Regions from separate parts of the Homo sapiens genome. Here region 2 is linked to region 1. The links are chromatin contacts, found by Hi-C or POLR2A ChIA-PET in ENCODE. All regions are on one chromosome and are shown on one strand. The core of a region is the stretch at or near the end of the contact, and the rest is flanking DNA. Distances in the headings are between cores, read along the strand shown.

Region 1 (2,700 bases), core at 193-2,692:
CCTAACAGGACATGGAGGGTTACCAGTCTGTGGCCCAAGGGTTGGGGACCCCTGCTATAGAGGAACTAAAAATAATAGCATAACTACACAAGATTGAGGGATGGAAGTGGGTGTGAGCCAGCTAAATCATTATCTATCATAGGAGGAAGGCAACAGACAGTGGCCAGTCCTGATAAATGCAGATGTAGCTATGTGAGCATCTTAATGTAGTGATGTGGAGGTAACCATCAGACCTGAAAACACCAGTGGCTTTAAGCAGCATCCCTGGATTGAAGGATGGAGAGGGAGTTCTTGCTTTTCATTGCAAGCCATTCTGTCCTATTTGATTTTTTTAAAAAAGCTGTGTGTATTATTTTTAAATTATTATTTTAAAAGTACAGGCTCTGAAAGTTAAAAAAAAAAAAAACGCTCTGGGGGCATCTAGTGGATTCACAACCCTCCCCCATCTGAGCTGACATTTTATCTTCTGGAAAATAGGGATAAAAGCCATACTCACCCCACAGAGTTGCTCTGAGGATAAAATGAGGTAATGCATATAAAAGCGCACTGACCAGAGTTGGCTGAAATTCAGCATCTATAATTACTAAACATCGTTATTATCAATAATAAACCAAGTATACGTTAATACTTAGGCCCTGGCACACAGTAGGCACTTAATAATGGGTGGAAGTAGTTATTTAACCCCCCACCAGGGCCTGTAATTTCCCCCAACCCGTGACACACTGGCCCCAAGGCTCCGAGTGAACACTTAAATATTGATGTGGTTACTCATTTATTCATCACTCGGCTCTCCGCCGCAGAGTCTGAGGAGGGTGAGCCCCGCTCTCGGGCCTCCCGCGCCGCCGCATGGCCGCATCCCGGCCCCCTGCGCCGGGAGAGATTGGAGGCGGCGGCAGCTCACCCGCTTCCAGGTCGCCGATGCGGGACCGTCACGTGGCGGGGCGGCAATCGCTCCAGTTTCACTCCGGCATTTTCCCCCGCAGGGGCGGACTGGAGGAGGGGAGAGCGCGGCCCGGGGTCAGGGGAGCGGCGGGGGTCCCCATCACCCCAAGTCCGCGCCAAGAGGCTGGCCATCCCAGGAACTGCGGGCCGGGACCCTTTTACGGAGAGGGCTTTCCGGAGCAGGGACTTTTAGAAGGAAGACGTGGGATTGGCCTGGAGGCGCAGAGCGGGTTTTTCGTACCTGGCCGCGGGTGTAGGGCTCCCCACAAGCGAGGCCGGGTTGCTTCGGGCGCCCCCAGCCAGGGGCGGGGCCACCGCGGGAACTCCGCCCACCCTCTGCAGAGGCCGCGCACCGCCCCTTCCCGCTCCGGGCTGGTCTGCGGCTGCCGGGGCGCGAGCTGCGTGCCCGCATCCCTGTCGCACCGCCTCGCCGGTTGGGGCGGCGGGCGCGGGGCGGGGCAGGGGGCGGGGCGCTGACGTCGCGGCGCGGCCCGCGGCCAGCGGCCCGGTGAGGCGGGGAGGCGGCGGCCGGTCGGCCCGGCCCAGCCCAGCCCGCAGCTGCGGCGGCGCTCAGAGTTGGTTCCTGACCGCCTTCTGCCGCGGCCGGGTTTGTCACCAGGTCCTGGGGTCTGCACCGGCTCGGCCAGACCTCGCCCCCCGCTTCTCCGCCATGGCCCTGGTGCGGGGCGCGGAGCCGGCGGCGGGGCCTTCCCGCTGGCTGCCCACGCACGTCCAGGTGACGGTGCTGCGGGCCCGCGGGCTGCGGGGCAAGAGCTCGGGAGCGGGCAGCACCAGCGACGCGTACACGGTGATCCAGGTGGGCCGCGAGAAGTACAGTACGTCGGTGGTGGAGAAGACGCACGGCTGCCCCGAGTGGCGTGAGGAGTGCTCCTTCGAGCTGCCGCCGGGGGCCCTGGATGGCCTGCTGCGGGCGCAGGAGGCCGACGCGGGCCCGGCGCCCTGGGCCGCGAGCTCCGCCGCCGCCTGCGAGCTGGTGCTCACCACCATGCACCGCTCGCTCATCGGCGTCGACAAGTTCCTGGGCCAGGCCACGGTGGCGCTGGACGAGGTCTTCGGCGCAGGCCGCGCCCAGCACACGCAGTGAGTAGGGGGCGCGGGGGCACAGAAACGGCTAAAGGCCTAACAGGGCGGGGCTGGTGGGGGATCAGGACCCCGAACTTCAGCCGGGCCAGTGAGCCCTTGCCTCGTGCTTAAGGGCGTAAACCGACAGAAACGTTGGTTCTTCGCATTTCGGGGTCGTCTTCAAGCTTCCCAAACGTGCGCTGTGTGGGGCTCAGCCACTGGTGGTCCCTGGGAGGCCTGGGGGAGGTTTAAGTGGTGGCGAACGTTAGGAGTAGATTGTCAAGTAAAGTTAGGAATGAGATTCAGAGGCTTTGGGGCTATGGAAACCTCAAGAAGGGAAATCTTGGGGCCGTTCTTAGAACCTCCGGGCCTGCCTCCCTTTCCTCAAAGGGGAGGGGAACTGCGGGCGCCTGTCCGGCAGGGGAGTGGAGAGGCGCAGCCTTGCCCTACGGGGGAAGGAAAGCCAGGTGTCTTCCTCCAGGGCGAGGTTGAATGTTGATTACCCCGCTAAACGTAGAAGCTGGCTGCAGGGGGCATCTGCCTCTTGCTCTCAAGATGCCCTCCACTATCTAGAGATGTCACCCCCCCACCCCCATCCTGTCCCTCTGTGTCCTGTGTCCCTGGTCTGAGGATAGGAGGAGCTTCTAAGTTAAGGAAGGAAACACTTGAGTCAGC
Region 2 (2,700 bases), core at 124-2,623, 100 kb before region 1:
ATATCACTGCAAACCAAGAATGATGGAACTGAGAGGCCTTCAAACTGTGGCCACCCAGGAGCACTAGAGACTATGGAGATGGAGATAGGAACAGGTAAGGAGACCAGGGATGTAGGGAAGCTGATTTACCAGGGAAGGAGCAAACTGCTCCAGATACCTCTAGAGCAGAAAGGGGGCACGGAAGGTTGAGCTGGAAAACTAGATCAATATGATGACGCTGAGAGCAGACAACAGACAACTAGAGGTCTTACGTCTTGGGCAAGAACCAACCATACACACAGCCACTACACAGGATAAATTATTCAACCTCACTAGTAACCAAAGAAACGTAAATGAGAACAAATATAATTTTACACATATCAATAGGCAAAGATAACTAGGAAAAAAATACTGCTGGACAAAACAAGAGGATGTTTGCACAGAAAATGAGCTCTAAGACTTTTGACTCTGGGGATGAAAAATACCATACAACAATAAAGGGTCCATTAATAAGGGGTTGGTTGAGTGAACTGTGACCCTCTCACGGAAGAAGCTACTACTCAGCTCTTAAAACTTAATATGTAGAAATAGGCTTGATATTGAAAGATTCACTGCTGCATCAAAAAGCAGTTTCTAAAAATGTAATTTTAACGTACTCATCTTTGCACAAGTATAGAAGTATGGGTGATTTTTGTATTTTCTTTCCTTACATGCATTTTGTATTTTTTTCTACAATGAACTTTTGGAACACAATAAAAACGACAAAATCACGTCACCTTCCTGCTAAAAACTCTCCCAATGCCCCCACGGCCTTTGGACTCTGGTCCAAATTCCTCAGCACTCCAAGGACCCTCGTGAAGGATCTTGGCCTCTCTCCTCATCCCCTCACCCAAATCTCACACATGAAGTTCGTGAGGACTCCCTCTTTTACACCTCAGTTCTCTCTGCCCGGCACATCCCCGCCCACCGTTCCAGGGATACAGCAGCAAAGCCCCCTAGCCCCGCCCCGAGCAGCCACAGAAGGGCCTCCCGCGGGCTGGCCGAATTCCGCTGGGAGGAAATGCGCACGGAGACTCCGGAGGCCCGGGTCTATCGCGTGACCGCGCCACGAGCCTGCGCGCAGGGACAGACTGGGAGCCCCCGGGCCGCGAGCAGGGGCAGGGCCGTAGCGTCCGAGCGGCACAGAAGCCTCTGGGCTCCGGGCATGGAGTCCGGCCGGGCTGTCTCCATGGCCGGACTGGGGAGAGGCTCCCGGCAGGACCCGCCCCGACCTCACCTTGGCGCTGCTCACGAAACGGACTTCCACGGAGACCCGCGCGCGGCCCGCCACGCCCACGCAGAAGGAGAACACGTCGCACATGGAGGCCGCCATCTTGGGCGCGCCTCCGCCTTATGACCCTTAACCCCGCCTCGACCTGAGAGGCCACACCCCCTTCTGGTCCCGCCCCCGGCGAGAGTGCCCCTGAGGCTGCGAGGTTTTGGGCTCCACCAAGTCTGAATTTAGGTTCCGTGGTTTGTTGACGGGAGTGTAACTGGGCCTGCCTTTGTGCTTTTACATCGGTGCCTTTTTGTGTCTGTACCTCTGTATCAGAGTCTGTGTGCGCGTACAGTTTTGATGTGTGTATCTTTGAGTCCGTTGCATGTTTTGTTGTGGTTTTTTTTTTTTGAGATAGTCTCACTCTGTCGCCCAGGCTGGTGTGCAGTGGCGCGATCTCGGCTCAGTGCAACCTCTGCCTCCCAGGTTCAAGTGATTCATTCTCCTGCCTCAGCCTCCCGAGTAGCTGGGCGTACAGGCGTGCGCCACTAAGCCCAGCTAATTTTTGTATTTTTAGGGGTTTCACCATGTTGGCCAGGCTGGTCTCGAACTCCTGACCTCAAGTGATCCGCCCGCCTCGACCTCCTAAAGTGTTGGGATTACAGGCGTGAGCCACCTCGCCCGGCCTCCGATGCATGTTTCTATGTATGTTGTCTCTGTCCACACAGTGGCCTGTCTTCACTGAGTAAAGCGCTCTTTGGACCCAGCCCTAGAGTGGGACAGCAGAAGGCCAACTTACTCCTATCCTGTCTAGCTCTCAGCCTGAAGGGAAGGACTAGCTTATACCCCGGAGCTCACTCACCCCACTTGAAGAGTCCAGGACAAGATTTCCTTTCTCGGTAATCCCTCTGGCAGCAGAACAGTCCTGCCAAAGGTCAGGGTGGACTTGTGCCTCTGTCAGATTCTTCAATGGCTTAGGGACCTTGCAACCGGGGGTAGCGGAGGAGTCCATAGGGGACCTCAGATCTGAGAACCTCTGAAACTGGATACAGAAGTGAGTGTGCATATGCACACACTGTCGTGAAAAGGGGGAGGGGCCTGTTCTCTCAGGACCCCAAGAAGCTGCAAACCACAGACCTATGGCATTTGTCCCCACAGCTAGGCCTGACTATCAAGCCTTGTTTTGTTTCCTTGTCCCCTGATTTTGTGAGTTTTGTTTGAGACAGGGTCTCGCTTTGTCGCCCATACTGGCATGGGGCGATCTCGGCTCACGGCAGCCTCCAGCTCCCGGGCTCAAGAACAGACTGGGCAACGTAGTGAGACCTTGTCTCTCCAAAAAATAGAAAAATTTGCCGGGCGTGGTGATGCGTGGGAGGATCACCTGAACCTGGGGAGGTCTAGACTGCAATGAGCCGTGATCAAGCCACAATTATCTATCAAATAATTATAGATAGATAGATAGTTGG

What was found. Hi-C counts contacts between places; a loop is a spot of excess contacts on that map. ChIA-PET counts read pairs that join two places held with the same protein, here RNA polymerase II (POLR2A). Pooled maps may share reads with other maps.
Region 2: a map of B cell shows a loop between it and region 1 (21-fold over the local background). The contact joins the promoter of SMYD5 here to the promoter of RAB11FIP5 in region 1. A Hi-C loop is called at or near these places in 7 of 168 maps with a recorded cell type or tissue (B cell, CD4-positive, alpha-beta T cell, CD8-positive, alpha-beta T cell and 3 more), 1 of 37 single-sample maps with no recorded cell type and 17 of 50 pooled maps. POLR2A ChIA-PET finds 5 or more read pairs at or near these places in 8 of 52 experiments (CD4-positive, alpha-beta T cell, HepG2, PC-9 and 5 more).

What each region holds. Positions count from the first base shown.
Region 1 is chr2:73,111,690-73,114,389 of GRCh38, reverse strand. It overlaps RAB11FIP5 (RAB11 family interacting protein 5), which reads left to right and starts at 1,442. Exons shown (of 6, transcript NM_001371272.1): 1 at 1,442-2,043. The coding sequence starts at 1,613. RefSeq lists silencers at 1,114-1,273, 1,344-1,433, 2,591-2,700.
Region 2 is chr2:73,212,918-73,215,617 of GRCh38, reverse strand. It overlaps SMYD5 (SMYD family member 5), which reads right to left and starts at 1,373. Exons shown (of 13, transcript NM_006062.3): 1 at 1,256-1,373. The coding sequence starts at 1,351. RefSeq lists enhancers at 1,196-1,435, 1,223-1,517.